Linked DNA regions of Homo sapiens: region 1 is linked to region 2. Evidence: chromatin contacts called from ENCODE Hi-C data. All regions are on one chromosome and are shown on one strand. The core of a region is the stretch at or near the end of the contact, and the rest is flanking DNA. Distances in the headings are between cores, read along the strand shown.

Region 1 (4,229 bases), core at 820-3,319, 1.3 Mb after region 2:
GTTCTCTGAGGCAACAGGAGTAAAAGATTTTACGCTAAAGTCATCAAGAAGCCACTGGAAGCACAGCGGGAGGAGGTGGAGACAAAGAACACGGAGCTAGGGGACTAGATACCTGGGTTCTGCTCTGTGTTGCTCTGTGACCTCAGTCATGCTCCTTCCCTTTTCTAGGCCTTAACCTCCTATCTGTATAGTGGGTGCGTCAGCCCAGGTAGTACCCAAAGGCCCTTTCCAACTCAGACAGGCTGTGCCAGCTTTACTTGCCCTTCAGAGCTTTGGCTGTGCCAGGGACAGGCAGGAACAGCTGGTAAGTCTCTCAGAAGGAGCAGGAGCCAAAGAACCTGTGCTTACTGTGACCTCCTCTTCCAGCTTGTGGAAGGGTCAGGCTCTTCCCCGTTTCCTCCACCTCTAGGTAGATGGAATTCACCCTTGGTCCACTTTGCAAGCTACAAGGTTGACACAGGTGCAGAGAACACAGACTCTCAGATGCTTAGGGATCATCCTGCTCATCACTCCCCATACAGGGAGAAACTGAGACCCAGGGAGACACAAGGGCTTGCTTGGGGTCACCCAGTATGTTTATGGCACCACCAGGACTTACACCCAGGGCTAATGTCTGCCTACCACTTGCTCAGTTACAAGTCTCAGCCAAGGCTCAGGTCTCTCCGCCTTGTCATCCCTGTCAGCCAGCCCCTTCCTTCTACTGATAGAGCCAAGCCTCAGTTTCCCTGTTGGAGTGAGTAAAGACATGAGGGTTTCTAGGTCAGGAGTTGGTGAGAATTTCAATCTGGTAATAAAGGGAGAGCAAGGAAAGCCAGGAGGTGTCAGAGAAGGGAGTAGAATCCTCCAGGCTAGGACTACTGTTAGGCAGAAAAACCTGTACTCAGGGCACAAGCAAAGCAGGAGCAGAGGGAGGACTAAAGTTCATTGCAAAACTATTAAACACTGTCACAGTTTGGGGCCTCTCAAGGTCTCAAGGGGGAATGATGATAAAGTTTAAGGGATCACCTAGTCCCACCTGGCTAGGGGGCAGGTAGTGGTAAGAAAAGGGGCCAGAATTTGAGGGTCCTTCTTCCCCTCTGCCTCACAGTGTCCCCTGAGGAGGCTATCTTTCTAGCTCCAGGCTCTGACCTTCTGGGCTCGTCAGACCCCAAGGGGCAGCTGGTCTCACTGCAAGAAACCTGAGAATTGTCCCCTGGGCCCTGACCCAGCTCCAAGGCCCCTTGGGGGAAGGACAGGAAGGGAGGAGAGGGCCACAGAACGCAGTAGATCTCCTCCCTCTTTGGCCCCTCCCAGCTACCCCAAGGGCAGCCCACACTCACCAGCTCTGGGGCCTGCAAGAGCCCTAAGACCAGCGCCTCAAACTTTAAAGCGTCATCACCTGGGCATATTGTTAAAAGGCAGCTTCTGTCTTGGCAAGACTGGGCCTGAGCCTGAGATTCTGCATTTCTGACAGGTCCCCAGGGATGCTGATACTGCGAGTCTGTGGAACACTCTTCGAGCAGCCCTGAGATTATCAGCCTTTAACCCCCGGGGGGAGGAAGCCGAAGGCCCAGAGAGGTCAAGTCACTTGTCCATGGCCACACAGCGAACAGCCCCAGACCGAAAGCAGAGGGCACCTGCCACAGACACACGACATCTCCCCACCCGAGGCAGCGGGAATCAGCTGCCTTTCCCTGGCCCGGGTGCCGTGTTTGTAAACTCGGCTGCTTGGTGCGGCTCGGGCCGGGGTAAAGGGCGCCTCCCAGCAGAGCCTCCCTCGTCTCTGAGCTGGCCTCTCCAGGTTCTCCGTCCGGTATCCCGGGCCGACCAGAGAGAGCCCGGGGCGCCGAGTCCTCTGCGGCGGAGCGATTCCGCACTCCCCTCTCCTCTGAAAGCAAACTTCTCCGCCGGCGCCCTTTACCTTTTTCGGGGGTTTGCAGCTGCTCAGCCTGCTGTGTCTGCAGCCCATCCTCCTCCGGGGGCTCCCGGACGCCGCTTCCCAACTCCGGGGCCCCCAGAGGAGCCTGCGATCCGGGCCCCGCTGCCCGCTCCGCGCCCGCCGGCTGGGGCTGCCGGCGAGACCCTGAAACTGAACCTGGAAGCGCTGTCTTGAGCCTGAGCTGGGGCGGCCGCCCGCCGTAAATACCCGAAGAGCGGGGCCTCAGTGTAGCCCGCAGGGCCAGCGGCGCCGCCACCAGAGGCAGGTGACCAGAATCCTTCTAAATAATAGGAAGCTCTGGTCAGGGCAGAAGAAAAGAAAACCTCAAGGAGCAACAGATGCTTTTCCGAACCCTCAGCTAAGAAAGGGCCGGGGGAAAAAATAATTAAAGCAATTATTTGATAAACTAACAACTATCATTCATTGAGGGCTGTTTTTGTCCCAGTTGTTTTATACATTTTATTTCTATTTCTTGCCATATCAGTGCAACAAAGGTATTACTTCCTCCATTTTACAGGTGAGGAAAATGGTGTTCAGAGATGCAACATGATTTGCCTAAGGTCACATGGCTAGTAAGTTACCACAGCCCAGATAGAATCCAGTTCCTTTTTTTTTTTTTTTTTTGCCGCTATCATAGTTCACTGCAGCCTCAAACTCCTGGGCTCAAGCGAGCCTCCCAGCTCAGCCTCCTGAGTAGCTGGGACTACAGAGGCTCACCACCATACCCAACCAAATTCTTTTCTTTTTTCCAGTCTGATTTTGAACGACCGCCCTCAAGCGATCCTCCCACCCTGGCCTCCCAAAGCGTTGGGATTACAGGCATGAGCCACTGCACAGAATACAGTTCTAACTCCAGAACCTAAACTTTGACTCAATGGCCTACAAATAAATCATAATACTAAGTTTATTGTATTTATTTATTTTTGAGACAGAGTCTCGCTCTATTGCCCAGGCTAGAGTGCAGTGGCACGATCTTGGCTCACTGCAACCTCTGCCTCCCAGGTTCAAGTGATTCTCCTGCCTCAGCCTCCCCAGTAGCTGGGATTACAGGCATGCACCACGACACCCAACTAATTTTTGTATTTTTAGTAGAGACAGAGTTTCACCATTTTGACCAGGCTGATCTCAAACTCCCAACCTCAGGTAATCCGCCCGCTTCGGCCTCCCAAAGTCCTGGGATCCCACACCTGGCCAATAATACTAAGTTTAATTTTAATGCCTCCTCACTTCTGGGCTGATAGTTTTTTCCACCTCACAAGCATCTGTAATATTTGACTCTATCCATCTTGGATAGATGTTATTCATCACAACAACCTCTTGAGGCAGGCCAGGTATGGTGACTATGGGACATAAAATGTCAGTGTCTAGGAAAAGGAGCTTTTGTTTATCTTCTCTTTGTTATTAGCTGAGGTTTCTGAAATGGCAATGCAGGAAAAAGATAACCAATTTTGAAAATCAGTGTGTATGCCTATTTGCGTGTATATTGGAATATTAAAGTCAGGCCCAAAACTCTTGGAAAGGTGTGCTGTGAAAACGGCTTAGAGTCATGAATGGGGAAAGAATATGAGACCTCAAAAAAATTGCTCCCTCCATAGGGTACAAAACCAATTGCAAAAGTGTGTAAGAAAGGAAACTAAGGAAACGTGTTATTAGGTTCTCAAAAGCAAGTATAATAGAGAATGGTGGCTCACAAAGTGTGATTCCCAAATCAGCAGTGTCAGCACTACCAGCCGCCTTTGTTGGAAATGCAAATTCTCGGGCCCCACCCCTGGCCTAAACTCTGGGGATGGGGCTTAGGAATCTATGGCTTCATAAGCACTCCACTCATGTCTGGCCTGGGCTAAAGTTTGAGAACCCCTGCCATAGGACGTGCTCCACAGGTACTGAAGAAACAGGATATACTTAAATTATACTAAAATTAACAATGTTTATTGGAACAGTGCTCATGATTAAAAACAAAGAACCCAAAACAACCTAAACAGCCAAGAAAAGAAGGTTGGTTAAATACATTATGCTATATCCATAAAAATAGAATGCCACATAACCAGCAAAAATACTGATGAAGATGAATTTTTTGTGTTACAAAACATAACAAACTCATTTTCATTAAAAAAAAAAATTGAGTGACTACCACTGTATTGGTGAGATTTTGAAATTTTAAAACAGTTTTTTTTTTTTTGAGACAGGATCTTGCAATATCACCCAGGCTGGAGGGCGGTGGAGTGATCATGGCTCACTGCAGCCTCAGTCTTCCAGGCTTAAGTGATCCTCCCACCTGAGCCTCCCGAGTAGCTGAGACCACAAGTGCCTG
Region 2 (4,073 bases), core at 851-3,350:
ATGATAGGCAGTATTAAATTTGACTGGTCTGGTTTTTTATTTTTGCTTTTGTTTTTATTTTTGAGATGGGGTCTCACTCTGTCACCCAGGCCGGAGTGCAGTGGCACGATCTCGGCTCACTGCAACCTCTGTCTACTGGGCTCAAGCTGTCCTCCCACCCCAGCCTCCTGAGTAGCTGGGACTACAGGCACATGCTACCATGCCTGGCTACTTTTTTCTATTTTTGGTAGAGTTGGAGTTTCACCATGTTGTCCAGGCTGGTCTCTAACTCCTGAGCTCAAGTGGCTTATAGGCATGAACCACCATGCCCGGCCAAATTTGGCCAATCTTTATTGGTGCCTGTTATATGCAAGGTCCTGGCTTCCCCACACAGACAAGAAAACAAACAAATAAATGAATAAATGTCAGCTGCAAGGATTGGAGTGGATTCTTGCATTTGCATAGCACAGTGAGTGTAGTGGTTAAGAGTGGGCTTTGCAGTCAGACGTGACTGTGTTAAAATCATGCTACTGTCACTTATTAACTGTGGGACGTTGGGCAGATCACCTAACATCTCTGAGCCTCATTTCCTCACCAAAAAAAAGAAGAATCATAATATGGCACCTCCTCTAAAGCTGTTGTGAGGATTAACTCATGTAATGAATGTGAAGAGTTCTGCGCAGGCACGTGATAAACATCCAGAAACTGTTTATTCTGCTTGTTGTGCAGTCTTTAGGGCTTAAACAAAGTACTTTACACTGATTGCCTTACCTGACCCTCTCCAGGACTCTGGGTGCTAGGGCATTAACTACCCTTTGAAAGGTGAAAACATTGATGCCCATTGAGGTGAAATGATTTGTCTTCAGCCACAAGGGGCAGCATCAGGAGTAGAACCCAAGTGTTTGTGTTCTGATTCCCAAGACAGCTTATGACGTTTTGGAAACTCTGAATCTGATGGGTGACAGAAACTTGGGGATCATCTCTAGATAAGAAAGGGAGTTCCTTGAATGACTGTGAAGACGTTCACCGGAAAGGGAAGGAAAGGAAGTTAATCATGCTTCCTTCACAGGCCCTCCTTCACCCCCATCTAGTGGGCACATGCAAGCTACAAACAAGGTGAGGAATGAACAAATTAATACATACTCAATAGTGGCCAGTTCGAGGCAGATAATTAAATCAAGATGACCTGAAAGGATGTGACTGGCTGTGGCTAGTTTACACAGGGTGGTCAGGGACGGCCTCGCCATGGAGAGGGCTGGTGTTTTGGCTGAGACCTGAGAGACCAGAAGAAATCTGATGGCCAGAACCAATGTTTAGGTCCCTAAAGAGAACAAGCGTGGCGAGCAAAGGGGGCCAGTATGGGTGGAGATCAGCGAGGGAGGGGGGCAGAGATGAGTGCCCGAAGCACACAGTACCTTGGCATAGGGAGGGTTTGATTTTACCTACAAATGCCATTAAACCCACTAAGGATTTTAACAAAAACTACAATTACATTTTAATTTACATTTTATGTTTTATAGAGACAAGGTTCGGCTATACTGCCCAGGTTGATCTCGAACCCCTGGGTTCAAGCGATCCTCCCTACTCGGTCCCCCAAAGTGCTGGGATTACAAGCGTGAGCCGCTGCGCCCGGCCTTTTAATTTACATTTTAGCCTTCCGGTTACTGGAATCTTTGATGGGGAATGAGTTATAGTGAGGCAAGAGCCTCTAACATTCTAGGAGCTCTTTTCCCGTTCGGGGCCTCAATTTCCCGTTCTACAAAGGCGGGTGGGAGGGAACGGGGTCCCAAGTAGTACTGGATAAAGAGGTGGCCGATCGCAAACGCTGAGCACTTCAAAACTCTGGGCAGAGCGCTTCCGCGCCTCTCCTGCTATTTCACCCTGGCCACAGGCTAGCCGCCGAGGCCGGTCATCCGCTCTCTCCGCGGAGGAGTCAACGCCACGGAAGCAGCGGCGGAACCTCTCTAAGAATCCTTCCAGCTTGTGCTCTTCTGTCCAGGGCAGCCAATCGCGAGGAGGAGAGTAGTCAGAGGGCGGCACCCTCCCCGGTCTGGGCCGAGTTATTGGCTGGTGGTAGCGTCGCTCGCCCGGCAGTACCACGTGACGGCCTCGGCCGCGGGCGTTTACACTGGCTCTGCCTCCGGCATCTCTTCGCCGGTGCGTCCTCGCCGCGCCCGTAGGTCCCGGCAGCCGGGCCCCGCCTCCTTCGGAGTCCGAGCGATGGGCGGGGAAAGGGACAGGCAGGTATAGCTCTGTCGGCGCCGCGGTGTCCACCTCAGTCAGGCCACGGTGGAAGACGCGTGCCGCGGCGCCTGGTTGCCTGCAGCGGCCCGGACCCGAGAGGTGAGAAGAGGGAAGCGGACCAGGGAAGAGGGAGGGAGCGGTGCTGGCCGCCAAGCGGTCAGCGGGCCCCTCCCAGAGTCATTCTGCCTGGGTCCCCGCGCGGTAGAATCCCAGATCAGGGGTCGCCGCCGTGGAGCGGGGCGTGCGTCAGGTTATTTCCCGGGTGGTCCGGGGCCGGGCGAGTGGCACTGCACCCTGGTGATCCGGGCCTGCCCGTCTGGCTGGCGGCTGCCCACCCGCCCTCCATCCCGCGTATCTCGCCGTATCTCGCCGGGTGCCACGCACTCCGCTGCTTTTCCAGTCCTCGTTGATCCGTCTCGAACCTAGATATCTGGAATAGGGATCGAGGAGATAGGAGCCACCACCACCTCGGACAGATGGGGAAACTGAGGCCGGCACAGGCGAGACGGCTTGGTTATCTTGGTTATTAAAAATCACACACCCGATTAAGTACAAAATCAGGACCTGTTCTTTCGGACTCACACACTAAGTTGGTATTATTTCACTGGATGGATGGAAACACTGAGAAGACAGAGAGGGCCCAGAGCCTTGCCTAAAAATACACAGCAAGTCTTTTGCAGAGCTAGGACTTGTACCCAGCTCTCCAAACTCATAGACTATCAGCCTGGGCTCCTTCCTTGCACAGATTGGGGATCACAGTGAGTTAGAAACATTCAGAACTTAAATTGCCTTCCGGCGCCCATTCTAGTTAACCTGTCTTTTCTCCTTGTCCCCAACAGTTCTTTATGTGAAATCTACAACTAATGTGATATGCAATACTAGATTAAGCAGAACTTTTTGTTTTTGAAAATTGAATCAATAAGAAATGGAGGGCCAAAGCTGTGGGAAAGGAATGGACCCTTTAAAATCAGGAATCTCAAGGCAGGATATAGCAAGGGACAGAGACTAATAGCTGTCGTTTATTGAGTAAATGCTATGTGCCAGGCACTGTGGTAGGTAGTTGTGTTAGCCTTACAAACCAGCAAGTTAGGTAATGTTACCCCATTTTACAGGTCAGAAATTGATGCTGAGTACAGTGAAGTTTTACAAAACCATTGCCATATGACTGCTGAGCAGTATAGCTGGGATCTGAACAGAGATCTGTTTGACTTCCAGAACACATCCAGTGATTCTCCAAGTGTGGTCCTAAGCTCACTCGTTCAGCATCATCTAGCGTGTGGAGTCCTGGATCTCATCCTTGGATTTGCAGGGATGGTCCTAAGAAGCTAACGGCTCTCTGTATTTGACAATTATTGTACTGTAATGTGCTGCCTCCTAGGGGAAGATCTAGAGGTGAACATACTCTGGGCTAGGGGTAATTTTTGAGGGAAAAAAATCACTTTTTTTTAATTTCTGATTTGACTTTTTTTTTTTTTGAGACCAGGTCTTACTCTGTCATCCGGGCTAGGAGTGCAGGGGCGCGATCTAGGCTCACTGCAGCATTGACCTCGTGGGTTCAAGCAAACCTTCCACCTCAGCTTCCTGAGTAGCTGGAACCACAGGTGCACGCTGCCATACCTGGCTAGTTTTTGTAGTTTTTGTAGAGATGGTGTTTCACCATGTTGCCCAGTCAGGTTTCAAACTCCTGAGCTCAAGCAATCCTCCTGCCTTGGCCTTCCAAAGTGCTGGGATTACAGGCATGAGCCACTGTGCCCTGCCCACACTTTTATTTTTTATTTTCCCCCATGATTGACAGAAGGATAATCACGCTTTTAGTGAATGTAAACCCCCAGGCAGATGCTTGCCAAGCT

The links. A loop is a pair of places that touch in the nucleus more often than their neighbours do. Pooled maps may share reads with other maps.
Region 1: a pooled map shows a loop between it and region 2 (3-fold over the local background). The contact joins the promoter of CCDC69 here to the promoter of SLC26A2 in region 2. A Hi-C loop is called at or near these places in 8 of 50 pooled maps.

What each region holds. Positions count from the first base shown.
Region 1 is chr5:151,222,023-151,226,251 of GRCh38, forward strand. It overlaps CCDC69 (coiled-coil domain containing 69), which reads right to left and starts at 2,070. Exons shown (of 9, transcript NM_015621.3): 1 at 1,901-2,070. The coding sequence starts at 1,948. LOC105378230 (a long non-coding RNA gene) reads left to right here. Exons shown (of 4, transcript NR_160730.1): 4 at 1,454-2,328. RefSeq lists enhancers at 1-72, 1,493-1,602, 1,623-1,822 and silencers at 1,943-2,022, 3,506-3,800.
Region 2 is chr5:149,958,658-149,962,730 of GRCh38, forward strand. It overlaps SLC26A2 (solute carrier family 26 member 2), which reads left to right and starts at 2,101. Exons shown (of 3, transcript NM_000112.4): 1 at 2,101-2,322. RefSeq lists enhancers at 517-1,120, 917-996 and a silencer at 2,037-2,156.